2 separate regions of the Homo sapiens genome follow, and region 1 is linked to region 2. Evidence: read pairs that join two places in POLR2A ChIA-PET (ENCODE). Cell type or tissue: PC-9. All regions are shown on one strand. Each heading gives the region's core, and the rest is flanking DNA. Links, peaks and the distances in the headings are about the cores only. Region 1 overlaps GOLPH3L (golgi phosphoprotein 3 like). Region 2 has its middle 19 kb from the start of ENSA.

What was found. Peaks named below come from ENCODE experiments on the same cell type or tissue, not always from the same donor. Only the 100,000 strongest peaks of a DNase experiment are listed, where the experiment ranks them.
Region 1: POLR2A ChIA-PET joins it to region 2 with 14 read pairs; 15 of 35 experiments call an interaction of 5 or more read pairs at or near these places.

The regions. Positions count from the first base shown.
Region 1 is chr1:150,670,873-150,679,204 of GRCh38, forward strand. All of the region lies in intron 2 of GOLPH3L (golgi phosphoprotein 3 like), which reads right to left. Among named protein-coding and RNA genes, the nearest start is that of GOLPH3L, 22 kb to the right of the region's middle. In PC-9, for the core only: no CTCF peak of the experiment used is centred there; no DNase peak of the experiment used is centred there.
Region 2 is chr1:150,606,867-150,615,198 of GRCh38, forward strand. No RefSeq gene overlaps it. Among named protein-coding and RNA genes, the nearest start is that of ENSA, 19 kb to the right of the region's middle. RefSeq lists enhancers at 1,600-2,286, 4,627-4,921. In PC-9, for the core only: no CTCF peak of the experiment used is centred there; DNase peaks (open chromatin) are centred at 4,835 and 6,815; H3K27ac peaks cover 5,606 bases.

The sequences.
Region 1 (8,332 bases), core at 308-8,307, 64 kb after region 2:
CATGCATTATAATTTTATCTATCCAAGCCCCTTACTGATGTGCATTTAGGTTGCTTACAGTATTTTGTTATTATTAAAAAATGTTGGCTGGGTGTGGTGGCTCAAGCCTGTAATCCCAGCACTTTGGGAGGCCATGGTGGGTGGATCACCTGAGGTCAGGAGTTTGAGACCAGCCTGGCCAACATGGTGAAACCCAGTCTCCACTAAAAATACAAAAAAATTAGCCGGGCATGGTGGCCCGTGCCTGTAATCCCAGCTACTCAGGAGGGTGAGGCAGGAGAATCCTATGAATCCAGGAGGCAGAGGCTGCAGGGAGGTGAGTTCGTGCCACTGCACTCCAGCCTGGGCGGCAGAGTAAGACTCCATCTCAAGAAAAAAAAAAAAAAGTAAAGACGTATTCATTTGTGTGTGTATTTCTGTTGAATATCTAGAAGAAAATTCTGGGTCAAATATTACACATATTTAAACTTTAAAGATTGCACAATGGGAATTCAATAAATTCAGACAGTCAACACTTTATGCTGAATTTCCACTTAGTCAAGTATTCAAAGTGCCCTTCCTTATTCAAACTTCCTTGAAGACACACCTTAAAACAACTCTGAAGGTTAAAGATCTTAAAAGTTGCCTGCTTGGCAAAAAAAGAGGAAAGAAGGGCCGGGCGCGGTGGCTCACGCCTGTAATCCCAGCACTTTGGGAGGCCAAGGCGGGCGGATCACCTAAGGTCAGAGTTTGAGACCAGCCTGGCCAACATGGTGAAACACTGTCTCTACTAAAAATACAAAATTAGCCGGGTGTGGTGCCGCATGCCTGTAATCCCAGCTATTCGGGAGGCTGAGACAAGGAGAATCGCTTGAACCTGGGAGGCGGAGGTTGCAGTGAGCCGAGATCGCACCACTGCACTCCAACCTGGACAACGAGAGCAAAACTCCGTCTCAAAAAAAAAAAAAAAAAAAAAAGAGGAAAGAAAACAAAACAACTTAAAGCATCATTAAAAAATATGCTCATAAGGAGTTTTTAAAATAACATTAGAAAATACTTGTGATAAAGTTGAATGAAAAATAGCCAGATATATAATTGAGTATCCAGGATTATTACAATGATATAAAATAATGTCTACATTAAAACATGGCTTTTTAACCTTTCCAAATTATCTACAGTGAGAAAATATCACTTTTTAAAGGAAAATTTTCAGAAAAAAAGAACCCCTCCATCTCCCCAAGTCTGAAGATTTAACATTAAAATTGCTTCACCTTCCATGAGAGAAGAAATGTTATCATGTTGCTTTGAACCCTTTTATATCTGCCCAATTCCAAAGCCCAAGGAAAGTATAATGATCTTCAGGGGTTATCAAAAATTCTACAAGCAAAACTAATTTTATTATTTTTTTCCTCCTAAAAAATTACTCTAAGAAAATTTAGTGTACTGTTTGTCCTTGAATCACTCTATTAAAAGAGTGGTATTCAGGATTTGATGTAAATTCCTCTTTTACAAATTAATGTGATTCATCGAAACTCCAATTCCTATTTCTACATCCACACAGCTCATAAAGACATTTTATGTATGTATGTATGTATTTGAGACGGAGTCTCAATCTATCGCCCAGGCTGGAGTGCAGTGGCACAATCATGGCTCACTGCAACCTCTGCCTCCCAGGTTCAAGCGATTCTCCTGCCTCAGCCTCCCGAGTAGCTGGGATTACAGGGGCCTGCCACCACATTCAGTTAATTTTTGTATTTTTAGTAGAGACGGGACTTCATCATGTTGGCCAGGCTGGTCTCGAACTCCTGACCTCAGGTGATCCACCCACCTCAGCCTCCCAAAGTGCTGGGATTACAGGTGTGAGCCACTGCACCTGGCCAAGAGATTTTATAAAATAGATCAAGCATTAAAAGCCCACTCTGTTTAATCCTATTGGAGAATGAAGAACTGTGACCTGATGCTGTTCTGGTTTAACAGATAATTTCAGCCTGATCGTGAGGAAGGGATTATAAATATAGGCAAATGGACAGGATTTCTCAATGAATGAAATGAAGATTGAATCCTTTCAGGTTTATTTTAAAAGGTGGGTAGAAAGATGCAAAGCTAGTTACAATGATCAGTTTATTAGTTTTTGCAGGGCTTCTGTTTTTTTTTTCCTTATCAAAAGTTTAGCAAATAAAAACAACATGCTAATGCGTTGTCAGTGAAAGGGAAATGCAAAATAAAGGAAAGCAACTGGTCATCTTTGAATTCCCATATAAGCTTTAAATCTCATTCTGGTCAGTAAAAATATCATTAGTTGTTTTACCCTAAAAATTTTTATTTTTTTTATTTTTTAGACATAGTCTCCCTCTGTCACCTAGGCTGGAGTGACCTGGCCGGAAAGAGGAATTTTAATTGCTACACATTGTCCAAAGAAAACGGAAGAAAAGCCAGGCGCGGTGGCTCATGCCTGTAATCCCAGCACTTTGGGAAGCCGAGGCGGGCGGATCACAAGGTTAGGAGTTCGAGACCAGGGTGGCCAACATAGTGAAACCCTGTCTCTACTAAAAACACAAAAAATTAGCTGGGCAGGCGTGGTGGTGGGCACCTGTAATCCCAGCTACTTGGGAGGCTGAGGCAGGAGAATCATGTGAATCAGGAGGCGGAGGTTGCAGTGAGCTGAGATCGCACCACTGCACTCCAGCCCGGGTGACAGTGCAAGACTCCGTCTCAAAAAAACAAAACAAAACAAAAAACAAAAGAAAACAGAAGAAAAGAGAAAGTTGAGAAGGGGGAGCAAAAATTTGAAAACAGGCCAGGCTCAGTGGCTCACGCCAGTAATCCTAGTACTTTGGGAGGCCAAGGTGGGAGTACTGCCTGAGCTCGGGAGTTCAGGACCAGCCTGGGCAACACAGTGAAACCCCGTCTCTACCAAAAGTACAAAAAAAAAACTGGCCGGGTGCGTCTGTGGGTCCCAGCTACTTGGGAGGCTGAGGCAGGAGAATTGCTTGAACCCGGGAGGTGGAGGTTGCAGTGAGCCGAGATTGTACCACTGTACTCCAACCTGGGTGACAAAGTGAGACTCCCATCTCCAAAAAAAAAAAAAAAAGAAAAAAAATGGAAAACATGTCCAGGCTCTAAGTCTATCTCCCCACAACTCACGTGATTTTTTTAAACAATAAAATATTTATCAATTTATTCATCCACTTATATTTAGCTTGAATCTGAGTGACTTATGGAAATTTTAGAAATTAAAATCCATCCCCAAAACAACCAATTATAGTATCATTACAATAAGTATTTAGCCATCTTAAGGGACAACTTCAAAAGAGGCAGTACTCTTTTGAATATAGAAGTTTTCATATGTTTGTTAATAAGAGCAAAATAAACTATCATTAGAGTGAACAGGTAACCTACAGAGTGGGAGAATTTTTTTTTTTTTTTTGAGATGGAGTCTTTCTCTGTCACCCAGGCTGGAGTGCAGTGGCATGATCTTGGCTCATTGCAACCTCCGCCTCCTGGGCTCAAGCGATTCTCCTGCCTCGGCCTCCCGAGTAGCTGGGATTACAGGCATATGTCACTAGGCCTAGCTAATTTTTTTGTATTTTGAGTACAGACAGGGTTTCACCATGTTGGCCAGGGTAGTTTCGAACTCCTGACCTCAGGTGATCTACCTGCCTTGGCCTCCCAAAGTGCTGGTATTACAGGCGTGAACCACCGCACTCGGCCTTTTTCTTTTTTTTAAAGAGATGAGGTCTTGGCCTGGTATGGTGGCTCCTACCTATAATCCCAGCACTTTGCCAAGCTGAGGCGGGAGGATAGCTGAGGCACGAGGACCACTTAAGTCCAAAGTTCGTAACCAGCTTAGGCAACATACTGAGACTCCATCTATATAAAAAATTTTAAAAATTAGCCAGGTGTGGTGGCACATGCCTGTAGTCCCACTTACTCAGGAGGCTGAGGTGGAAGGATCCCTCAAGCCCAGGAGGTCAAGGGGGCAGTGAGCCATGATCATGCCACTGCACTCTAGCCTGGGCAAGAGAGTGAGACCCTGTCTCAAAGGAAAAAAAAGAGAGAAACAGGGTTTCACTCTGTCATACAGGCTAGAGTACAGTGGCACAATCATGGCTCACTGCAGCCTCAAACTCCTGGGCTTGAGTTATCCTCCCTTGTGGTTAGGACTACAGGTGTGTACCACCACGTCTGGCTAATTAAAAAAAAAAATTTGTAGCAATAGGGTCTGGCTATGTTGCCCAGGCTGGTGTTGAAGACCTGGCCTCGAGTGATCCTCCCACTTCAGCCTCCCAAGTAGCTAGGATTACAGATGTGAGCCACCTGGCCTGGCTTCCAATGATTTAAAACGGACTTAGAAACACAAGCAATTATGTTACGTTCAAACCTTAGAAGAGCAAAACTAGGTAAGTGTAGATTTTTTTTTTTTGTGGTCAAATAGCTTTTCTCTCCTTGATTACTAGCATATACACATTGTAGAAAATTTGAAAACAAAAAAATTCATAAAAAATAAAAATCACCCATAAATTCCATTACCCTATGATCATATGGGTGTATGTACAACCAAACTTTTCTGTATACATAAAATACATGTATCTTCTACCCATCAACCTATTTTCCCATCTCCTTCTCTCCCAACCCCAATTCTGGGGCGTCCCTTCATAGCAAAGGTTTGTGTGAATTATGGAACAACAGTATGATATATATGTTATAAACCTCAACAAAATATTACCAGCCTGGGCAGCATGTTGAAACCCCGTCTCTACTAAAAATACAAAAAATTAGATAGGTGTGGTGGCATGTGCCTGTAGTCCCAGCTACTTGGGAGGCTGAGGCAGGAGAACTACTTGAATCTGGGAGGTGGAGGTTGCAGTGAGCCAAGCTCGCGCCACTACACCCCAGCCTGGGCGACAGAGTAAGAGAGACTCTGTCTCAAAAAAAAAAAAAAAAAAAAAAAAAAAAGTATTGAGGAGTAGAGATAGAAGAAACTGCGAAGAGTACTGATTTCATCATCTTTCACTACAGGGAGTCAGTAGGATATTGTCTAAAACTGAGTAATGTGGTAAGAAAACACAACCCCAATTTTTTTTTAACATTTTTGATTGAACTCCTCCCTCCCTCCCTCCCTTCCTTTTTTTTTTTGTGTCTCCCTTTGTCACTCAACCAGGCTGCAGTAGAGGTGCAGTGGTGTGAACATGGCTCACTGTAGCCCCAACCTCCTAGACTCAAACAATCGTCTGGCCTCAGCCTCCTAAGTAGCTGGAACTACCAGCGCATGCCACCATGCCTGGCTAATTTTTGTATTTTTTGCAGAGACAAGGTTTTCCGATGTTGCCCAAGCTAGTCTCCAACTCCTGAGCTCAGGTGATGCTCCTGCCTTGGCCTCTCAAAGTGCTGGGATTACAGGCTGAGCCACCATGCCCAGCCAACAGTTTCAAACATACACAAAGTAGAGAGATTATGTAGCTCTATGTAGCCATCACCTAGTTTCAACAGTTATCAATATAATCTTTCATCTTTACCACCCACCCCACCCAAACCCAGATTATTTCTGTACAAATTCCAGCTACTATATAATTTCATCCAAAAAATACTGCATATTCTCCCCAAGAGATTAGGATTTTTTAAAAAAAGAACTGTAATACCAATATCATACCTAAAACAACCCAATAAGAACTCCAGTAAGCCTTCATATTCCATCAATTGTTTAGTAAATTTTTTTTTACAGTTGCTTTGTTTGAATCTGGAGCCAAAGTCCATACTTAGTCTTCTGTATTTCATACATTCTATTTTTTTTTTTTTTTTTTTGAGATGGAGTTTCACTCTGTCACCCAGGCTAGCAGGCTGGAGTGCAATGGCTCGATCTTGGCTCACTGCAACCTCCGCCTCCCGGGTTCAAGCAATTCTCCTGCCTCAGACTCCCGAGTGGTTGGGATTACAGCCACCCGCCACCAAGCCTGGCTAATTTTTGTATTTTTAGTAGAGACTGGGTTTCACCATGTTGGCCAGGGTGGTCTTGAACTCCTGACCTCAGGTGATCCACCTGCCTCAGCTTCCAAAAAATGCTGGGATTACAGGCGTGAGCCACCGTGCCCAGCCTACATGTGTAATTTTAAAAGTAAAATGAAATATAATTTCATTTCATTTGGGGCCTCAGACTCCCAAAGTGCTGGGATTACAGGTGTGAGCCACCGTGCCAGGCTACATGCGTAATTTTATTTTATTATTTATTTATTTATTTTTGAGATGGAGTCTCACTCTGTCACCCAAGCTGGAGTGCAGTGGCGCGATCTTGGCTCACTGCAACCTCTGCCTCCCGGGTTCAAGCAATTCTCCTGCTTCAGCCTCCTGAGTAGCTGGGATTACAGGCATGAGCCACCGTGCCTGGCCTATTTATTTATTTATTTTTGAGACAGAGTCTCGCTCCATTGCCCAGGCTGGAGTGCAGTGGTGTGATCTTGGCTTACGGCAACTTCTGCCTCCTGGGTCCAAGTGATTCTCTTGCCTCAACCTCCTGAGTAGCTGGGATTACAGGCGTATGTCACCGTGCCTGGCTAAGTTTTTGTATTTTTAGTAGAGATGGGGTTTCATCATGTTGGCCAGGCTGGTCTTGAACTCCTGACCTCAGGTGATCCACCTGCCTCAGCCTCCAAAAAATGCTGGGATTACAGGCGTGAGCCACCATGCCCAGCCTACATGTGTAATTTTAAAAGTAAAATGAAATATAATTTTACTTAACAGAAAAAAAATGAAGTGAAACAATTACTAAACTTCAAACATTTCTTTTTTTTTTTTTTTTAATTTGAGACAGGGTCTCACTCTGTCACCCACGCTGGAGTGCATAATCGTAGCTCACTGCACCCTCTACTTCTCGAGCTCAAGCAATCCTACCACCTCAGCCTCCTAAGTGGATGGAACTACGGGCACATGCCACCATGCCCATTTAATCTTTTAATTCTTTTAGAGATGAGGGTCTTGCTATGTTGCCCAAGCTGGTCTCAAACTCATAGACTCAAGTGATCCTCCCACCTTGGCCTCCCAAAGTGCTAGGATTACAGGCATGAGCCACCACACCTGGCCTCAAACAGTTGTTTCTTATAAGAGATATGTCATGATGTTGGCTATGGGTTATCAAGTAAAAAGGAAAAAAAAATTTTTTTAAAGAGAAATGTGGCTGGGCACGGTGGCTCATGCCTGTAATCCCAGCACTTTGGGAGGCTGATGTGGGCGGATCACCTGAAGTCAGGAGTTCGAGACCAGCCTTACCAACATGGAGAAACCCCGTCTCTACTAAAAATACAAAATTAGCTGGGCGTGGTGGCACATACCTGTAATCCCAGCTACTCGGGAGGCTGAGGCAGGAGAATCACTTGAACCCGGGAGGCGGAGGTTTCAGTGAGCCGAGATCGCCTTGGGCAACAAGATCGAAACTCCGTCTCAAAAAAAAAAAAAAAAAAAAAAAGGACAAATGTCCTATAAATTCCTTTCTAAGATTTAAAAAAGAGATTATTAAGAGGTTGGGGTCATTTTTAAAAACTAGATGTTTCAATTTTAGATAACGTCTAAGTGACTCCTTATTATGAAAGATACAAGTTAATATCCTTCCCATATTTTATTACCTTACTTCCCAATTTTAAAATTATAACTTTTATTCTGTGTAGACTCATAATATGTATATTCTATTCTATAACTATAATTCACCAGATCTGCTCTACTTTATCTGAATGTATGCAGAGAGAGCTGATGCTGGTTACATGAGAGTTTATTATATTGTTTTTTACACATTTTTGTATGCCTGAATTATTTGTAATTTTGAAAAAAAGGAATGTTTTAAACTAAAAAATGATGTTTGGCGGGGTGCGGTGGCTCATGCCACCGAGGCAAGCAGATCATAAGGTCAAGAGATCAAGACCATCCTGGCCAACATGGTGAAACCCCATCTCTAGTAAAAACACAAAAATTAGCTGGTGTGGTGGCACACGCCTGTAGTCCCAGCTACTCGGGAGGCTGAGGCAGAACTGCTTGAACCTGGGAGGCAGAGGTTGCAGTGAGCCGAGAGCCAAGATCCAGCCTGGCGAGGGAGCAAGGCTCCGTCTCAAAAAAACAAAAAGTTTAAGAATATTTACAGTATTTCTGGGAAGTAAGATTTCTTCTTTTTTTAATGTTGTTAATTATACTTCCCTCTATTGCTTAAATTCTTTATCAAGAGCATTTTTTCCTAAAACAAACAGGAAAAACAAGTTTGTGTGAACCTTCACAATTTTAAGACTGGTATTATTCCCTTAAATCTTTCTTATGAGTGAAAATGTTAAAAGGGTGATAGTGCTGAGAAAGATTTGTCACATAAGCATAAATAGTA
Region 2 (8,332 bases), core at 271-8,270:
TTGGAGTCTGTCATTTATCAAGTGATCTTAGATGAATTATCTTTTCTCAGCTTCATTACAATTTTGTAAAATAGGGCCGGGCGCCGTGGCTCAACCCTGTGGGCATAAGCCTTTGGGAGGCTGAGGCGGGCAGATCACTTGAGGTCAGGAGTTCGACAGCTTGGCCAACATGGTGAAACTCCATCTCTACTAAAAATACAAAAATAAGCCAGGTGTGGTTGCGGGTGCCCATAATCCCAGCTACTTGGGAGGCTGAGGTAGAATAGAACTGTTTGAACCCGGGAGGTGGAGGTTGCACTGAACCGAGATTGCACTACTGCACTCTAGCCTGGATGATAGACTGAGACTCTGTCTCAAATTAAAAAAAAAAAAAATTATAAAATAGCCTCACCTTTCAATTTGAAATTTATTTATTTATTTTTTGAGACGGAGTTTCCCTTTTGTCGCCTAGCCTAAAGTGCAATGCCACAATCTCAGCTCACTGCAACCTCCTGCCTCCTGGGTTCAAGCAATTCTCCTACCTCAGCCTCCCGAGTAGCTGGGATTACAGGTGTGCGTCACCACCAGCTAATTTTTGTATTTTTAGTAGAGACAGGGTTTTACCATGTTGACCAGGCTGGTCTCAATCTCCTGACCTCAGGTGATCTACCCGCCTTGGCCTCCCAAAGTGCTGGGATTGTGGGCATGAGCCACCATGCCCAGCCTGAAATTTATTTATTTTTTTTAAAGTCAGTCTCTGTAGAGACTGTCAAAAATTGCCAATGCCAACTATATTGTAAGTTACCACAGTGGGATATGTGAAAATTCTTTTTTTTTTTTTTTGAGACATGGTCTCACTCCATCACCCAGGCTGGAGTGCAGTGGCAAGATCACAGTTCACTGCAACCTCGACTTCACGGGCTCAAGTGAGCCTTCCATGGCATGTGCCACCATGTCTGGCTAACTTTTTGTAAAGACGGGGTCTCTCTAAGTTGCCTAAGCTGGTCTCAAAACTCTTAGACTCAAGGGATCTGCCTGCCTTGGCCTCCCAAAGTGCTGGGATAACAGGTGTGAGCCACTGGGCCTGGCCCAACAGAAACCTTTTCTTTTTTTCTTTTGAGACAGAGTCTCAACTCTGGAGTCTCACTCTGTTGCCCAGGCTAGAGTGCAGTGGTGCAATCTTGGCTCACTGCAATCTCCACCTCCCAGGTTCAAGTGATTCTTCTGCCTCAGCCTCCTGAATAGCTGAGATTACAGGCGTGTGCCACCACACCCGGCTAATTTCTGTATTTTTAGTAGATGGGGTTTCGCCATGTTGGCTGTGCCGGTCTCGAACTCCTGACCTCAGGTGATCCACCCGCCTTGGCCTCCCAAAGTATTGGGATTACAGGCGTGAGCCACCGTGCCTGGCTTGAAACTTTTTTTGAGACAGAGTCTCGCTCTGTCGCCCAGGCTGGAGTGCAGTGGCGCGATCTCAGCTCACTGAAAGCTCCGCCTCCTGAGTTCACACCATTCTCCTGCCTCAGCCAAGTAGCTGGGACTAACAGGCGCCTGCCACCACACTCAGCTAATTTTTGTATTTTTGGTAGAGACGGGGGTTTCACCGTGTTAGCCAGGATGGTCTCGATCTCCTGACCTCATGATTGGCCTGTCTCGGCCTCCCAGAGTGCTGGGATTATAGGCGTGAGCCACTGTGCTTGGCCTGAAACGTTTTCAATTAGCAATAATTGTACATTGGACAAACCTCATTGGCTATGATACTGCCACTGCACAAAACTTAAAAAAAATTTTTTTTTTTGAGACGGAGTCTTGCTCTGTCGCCCAGGCTGCAGTGCAGTGGCAAGATCTCGGCTTACTACAAGCTCCGCCTCCGGGGTTCACGCCATTCTCCTGCCTCAGCCTCCAGAGTAGCTGAGACTACAGGCGCCCGACAGCACGCCCGGCTAATTTTTGTCATATTTTTTAGTAGAGACGGGGTTTCACCATGTTAGCCAGGATGGTCTTGATCTCCTGACCTCGTGATCCGCCCACCTCGGCCTCCCAAAGTGCAGGGATTACAGGCGTGAGCCACCGCGCCCAGCCAAAATTTAATTTTTAATTAAACAATTAATATATGAATATTTTCCTTGGAAAAAAGGAAAATATAGATGACACAAAAGTTCCTATGATTACCACTTCCAATCTCACTCCCCTAATTCTTTTCTGGAAGTGACCACAATTCTTTTTTTTTTTTTTTGAGACAGAGTCTTGCTCTGGTGCCAGGCTGGAGTGCAGTGGTGCGATCTCAGCTCACTGAAACCTCCGCCTCTTAGGTTCAAGCGATTCTTGTGCCTCAGCCTCCCGAGTAGCTGGGATTAAGGCACACGCCACCACACCCAGCTAATTTTTGTATTTTTAGTAGAGATGGGGTTTCACCATGTTGGCCAGGATGGTTTCGATCTCCTGACCTCGTGATCCACCGGCCTCAGCTTCCCAAAGTGTTGGGATTACAGGCGTGAGTCAACGTGCCTGGATGTAACAGTTCTCAGTTTAGCAGTTATCCTTCCAGTTCTTTTTCAATTGATCTGTGCTTTTTAACCCATAAAAATAGGATAGATAGTAGTATCTGTCTCACAGGAAAAGAACAGAAGTGAAATGCAAAGTGGGTAATGTTTTCCTTTTTCTCGTTCCTAAGAGCTGAGACCTACTGCAGAAACACAGCTGTACAGTACATTCAAGCTGAAGAAAAGAAAATCTTTTTTATTTCCAAGGGTGGAATTATCTGCCCTTGGTATTATCTAATACCTTGTATTTTAAAATATAAGTTTTTTGTTTTCCAAAAAACTCAACAGACATCACACACAGATTTTACAGTAGGTACAAGCTCTAGCCTGGCACACAACACAGCCAGCGTCTTGGACAGGGGTCTGCCAGAGGAGGGTAGCAAAAGCCAAAAGCCCAGAAAGTATTCTGCTTCCTTTGTCCTCTTCCATTTTAGCCAGGCAAGGAGCATTCTGTGTCTTATATCTTCTTTTCCCTGTGGCGTTCATTTCCAATTGCAGAAAGGAGGTCATATGACCAGATTCTTTCCTTAAACAGCTTTCCAGCTGAGTACAACAAAGACAAAACAAAGCAACCCTGCTCCTCCACAATTCTGCTCTTCCATCACTCTACATGGCAGGAGAAACTCCCACAATAGCTTTTTCCTACTGTCAGAGAGGAAGCATAAACCAAGATTTCCAAAGGCACCACTGGTTGGTTCCCAGGTGCCCTAGAGTAGGATTTTTATTTTATTTTACTTTATTATTTTTTTTTTGAGATGAGGTCTTATTATGTTGCCCAGGCTGGTCTTGAACTCCTGGTCTCAACAAATCCTCCTGCCTCAGCCTCTGAGTAGCTGGGATTATAGGCACTCGCCTCCACACCTGGCTCTAGGATTTTATTTTAGCATAAAACCAAATTCCACTTTGCTAGCCATGATACAAGTTTCTTTTTGAGACGGAGTCTCATTCTGTCGCCCAGGCTGGAGTGCAGTGGCATGATCTCGGCTCACTGCAACCTCTGCCTCCCGGGATCGAGCAATTCTCCTGCCTCAGCCTCCCGAATAGCTGGGATTACAGGCGCCCACCACCACGCTAGACTGATTTTTGTATATTTTAGTATAGACAGGGTTTCACCATGTTGGTCAGGCTGGTCTCGAACTCCTGACCTCAAGTAATTCACCTGCCTCAGCCTCCCAAAGTGCTGGGATTACAGGCGTGAGCCACCCTGCCCGGCCCCTCTTTTTGTATATCTAATTTAATTCTAACAAAAACATATAAGGTTTTTAGTTTAGTTTTTGAGACAGGCTGTTGCCCAGGCTGGAGTGCAGTGGTGTAGATATGGCTCACTGCAGCCTTGACCTCCTGGGCTCAAGGGATCCTCCTGCTTCAGCCTCTGGTACAGCTGGGACCACAGTGCGTGCCACCACACCTGGCTAATTTTTAAGGTTTTTTTGTAGAGATGGGGCCTTACTCTGTAGCCTAGGCTGGTCTCAAACTTCTGGGCTCAAGTGATCCTCCCATCTTGGCCTCCCAAAATGCTGGGATTGTGGGCATAAGGCACCACGCCCAGCCCAGCCCATATAAGGTTTTTTTTGTTTGTTTGTTTGGTTTTTTTGTTTTTTTTTTTTTAAAGACAGAGTTTTGCTCTGTTGCCCAAGCTGGGGTGCAGTGGCACGATCTCAGCTCACTACAACCTCTGCCTCCTGGGTTCAAGCGATTCTCCTGCCTCAGCGTCTCGAGTAGCTGAGATTACAGGTGTGCACCACCACGCCCAGCTAATTTTTGTATTTTTAGTAGAGACAGGTTTTCACCACATTGGCCAGGCTGGTCCTGAACTCCTGACCTCAAGTGATCCACCTGTCTTGGCCTCCCAAAGTGCTGGGATTACATGCTTGAGCCACTGCACCTGGCCCCATATAGAGTTTTTATTGTCATTATTCCCATATTACAGATGAAGGGACTAAGGCTCAAAGGGTAAATAAGTCTGTTCTTAAATAGTGACTTCCTGAGACACAGGAGATGTTTAAGAACAGTACTGGTAGGTGGGAAGTGGCATTTTGGAGCAGGAGTGAGAAGCATGAAAATGTAGCAAGAATAGAAAAGGGTGGGAAAACAGCAAATTAAGAGGAAGAAAAATGCAGGTCCTAGCAAGAATTGCTACTCACCACTGCCAGAGTCTGGGCCATGTTCTAGGTGTGTATTTAAACAAATCTCCATAGCAACCATCTGGTTTCTGTTTTTCTATGACAACACGGGCTTGCATTTCTAAATACAAGCACTGGTGAGGACAAGTGTGGGCTGGGGAAGGGAAGTGGGACCGCTGAGTCAAGGGGAAATTGCGCAAAAAAGGCAAAGGTTCTCTTGGTATGCCCTCATCTATCCCCTCCCAGCACACCCTCAAGGAAGGGGTCTTTCCTTGACTCACAGCAGTCATTGTTAAGAGCTGAGCCTTGTATGCACTTTGTCTTTTGTTTTGGAGACAGAGTCTGGCTCTGTCACCCAGGCTGGAGTGCGGTGGTGTAATCTTTGCTTACTTAAACCTCTTCCTCCGAAGTTCAAGCAATTCTCTTGCCTCAGCCTCCCGAGTAGCTGGGACTACAGGCGCCTGCCACCACTCAGTTAATTTTTAATTTTTTTGTAGAGACAAGGTCTCACTACATCGCCCAGCCTGGTCTCAAACTCCTGGGCTGAAGAATTCCTCGTGCCTCGGCCTCTCAAAATGCTGGCATTACAGGTGTGAGCCACTGTGGCCAGCCCATGATATCTTATTTTTACCAATTATGTAAATTCCTATCTAATTAGGGTATACCCTTGGTGCAAGAGGGGGAAGGGTAGATGCTTTTGCTTCTCATTTTCAACCCAGGTGGCACTTTTGGAGATACTGAGGGTAGAGAGAGGTTGGAGGATCTCATCTGATAAAGGTGTGGTAGCCCCAGAAAGAAAGGTGAGAAAAAGGCAGCTAGGCATGGAGATGCAGGAATAAGAATAGATACTGCCATGAGGACTAAGTGGGCCCAGACCTGAGTTAAAACAGCCCCCCATCCCCGCTTTTTTTTTTTTTTTTTTTGAAATGGAGCCTCTCTCTGTCACGCAGGCTGGAGTGCAGTGGCGCGATCTCGGCTCACTGCAAGCTCCACCTCCCGGGGTTCATGCCATTCTCCTGCCTCAGCCTCCCGAGTAGCTGGGACTACAGACGCATGCCACCATGCCCAGCTAATTTTTGTATTTTTAGTAGAGATGGGGTTTCACTGTGTTAACCAGGATGGTCTCGATCTCCTGACCTCGTGATCCTCCCGCCTCGGCCTCCCAAAGTGCTGGGATTACAACAAGAGCCCCTTTCTTAAGCATAGTGATTCTCAACCAGGCAACCAGGCAACTCCAGGGGGCATTTGGCAATGTCTGGGGACTTTTCTGATTATTCTGACTAAGCAACTAATGGGTAGAGGACAAAGATGCTGTTAAACATCCTGAAATGCACAGGACAGTCCCTGCAACAAAGAATTACTTGGCCCAAAATGTCAGCAGTTCCAAGATTGAAAAACCTGAGTAAAGAGATGCTGGTCCTACAGGAAACGTCTCCTTTGTCCATTGCAGGAGCACCAGTGTGACAGATAAAACCATTTGAGGGGGGCCGGGCATGGTGGCTCACGCCTGTAATCCCAACACTTTGGGAGGCCAAGGTGGGTGGATCACCTGAGATCAGGAGTTCGAGACCAGCCTGGCCAACATGATGAAACCCCATCTCTACTAAAAATACAAAAAATTAGCTGGGTGTGATGGCTACCTGGGAGGCTGCGGCAGGAGAATCGCTTGAATCTAGGAGGTGGAGGTTGCAGTGAGCCGAGATTGCGCCATTGCTCTCCAGCCTGGGAAACAAGAGCAACACTCTGTCTAAAACAAACAAACAAAAAACTATTTGAGGGGGATATACCAGAGATGCCTGCTTGTTCCCCTGGGCCCTGAGTCCCTCTCAGACTTTCAGACCAAGTATTTTTAGTTTACTTCTGACAAAAATAAATTCAAGCCAGAATCCAAATTTGCTGTGAAATCAGCTGGTTCTAGAGAATAGGGTATTTTCCTATACCCTTCTTGGTATAGGCAAAACTGCCCCACAGAGGCTGTGCAATCAGGCAAAGGCATGCTCCTCTTGGCCTTAGTTTCACCATTTGTAAAACGAGTACACTGAACTCAATGATCTCGAATGTCCCTTTAGTTCCAAAACTCTGTACTTTTGGACATTTAAGAAATATCCTGGGCTGTACAGTTTGGGTCTGTAAAAAAGGAAATGACTCAAATGCAATAGAGGAAGCCTAAGGATGACTCAGACTTCCCTAATCATAAACGACACTTCAGACATGGACCTTAACGTCAAACCAGGATTCATGATCACTAAATGACTTTCCTTTTGTACGTGTGAGCAGGTGGCGTTCACCAGGGGTGAGACTTTATTGACAGTAAGTTGCCTCTGCCAAAAAACGCCCTCATATGTCTGCTGATGTTTGAATTTCTCCTATGCAGAGTTTTGTCTCCAGTTAAAAATGTAAATACTGTTGTTTCTTGTTGGAGCTCAGAGGAAAAAAAGATAACTACTCTAGGATATGTATCAATTTGATGCTACTTTATTTTATTTATTGAGACAGGGTCTTGCTCTGTTGCCCAGGCTGGAGTGCAGCAGTGCAATCACAGCTCACTGCAGCCTCAACCTCCTGTGCCCAATCGATGCTCCCACCTCAGCCTGCCATTGCTGGAACTACAGGCACATGACAACACGCCTGGCTATTTTTTTTTAATTTTTCAGACAGGGTCTCCTTACATTGCCCAGGCTGGTCTCAAACTCCTGTACTCAAGTGATCCTCCCCCTTCAGCCTCCCAAAGTGATGGCATTACAGATGTGAGCCACCTCACCCCAGCAAGTTGATTTTTAACAAAAGATAACAGCAAAACCCCAGATAAATTAGCAAACTACCTTCACAGCTCGATGTGAGAACTCTCTTAGTTTTATTTATTTATACACAGAGTCTCATTCTGTTGCCCAGGCTGGAGTGCAGTGGTGCAAACACAGCTCACTGCAGCCTTCACCTTCTGGACTCAGGCTATCCTCCAGCCTCAGCCTCCCACGTAGCTGGGGCCACAGGTGCATGCCATCATGCATGGCTAATTTTTTAATTTTTTTGTAGAGATGGGGGTCTCATTTTGTTGCCCAGGGTGGTCTCGAACTCCTGGGCACAAGCCATCTTCCCCTCCCAAAGTGCTGGGATTACAGGCATGAGCCACCACCTGGCTCCAATCTAAAATTTTATATTCTTGCTACAATGTTTTGAACTTCCAGGTTAATCATTTCTGCTTCTAAATCATCTGCTCTTTGACCTTATAAAGAGTTCTCTTAAAAATAAATAAATAATAGAGAAAGAAACAAAGAATTCTCTTGACCAGAGGTTTTTTTTTTTTTTTTTTTTTTTTTTTTTTTTTTTGAGACAGGGTTTTGCTCGTTGCCCAGGCTGGAGTGCAATGGCGCAATCTTGCCTCACTGCAACCTCTGCCTCCCGGGTTCAAGAGATTCTCCTGCCTCAGCCTCCCTGGTAGCTGGGATTACAGGCGCACGCCACCACACCCAGCTAATTTTTTGTATTTTTAGTAGAGACGGAGTTTCACTATGTTGGCCAGGCTGGTCTCAAACTCCTGACCTGACCTCATGATCCACCCACCCCAGCCTCCCAAAGTGCTAGGATTACAGGTGTGGGCCACCGCGCCTGGCTTGACCAGTTTATCACAACTTCCTTAGCCTATTTTCTTATCTAGCTATAATCAGAGAGATTCTTTAATCTTTCACC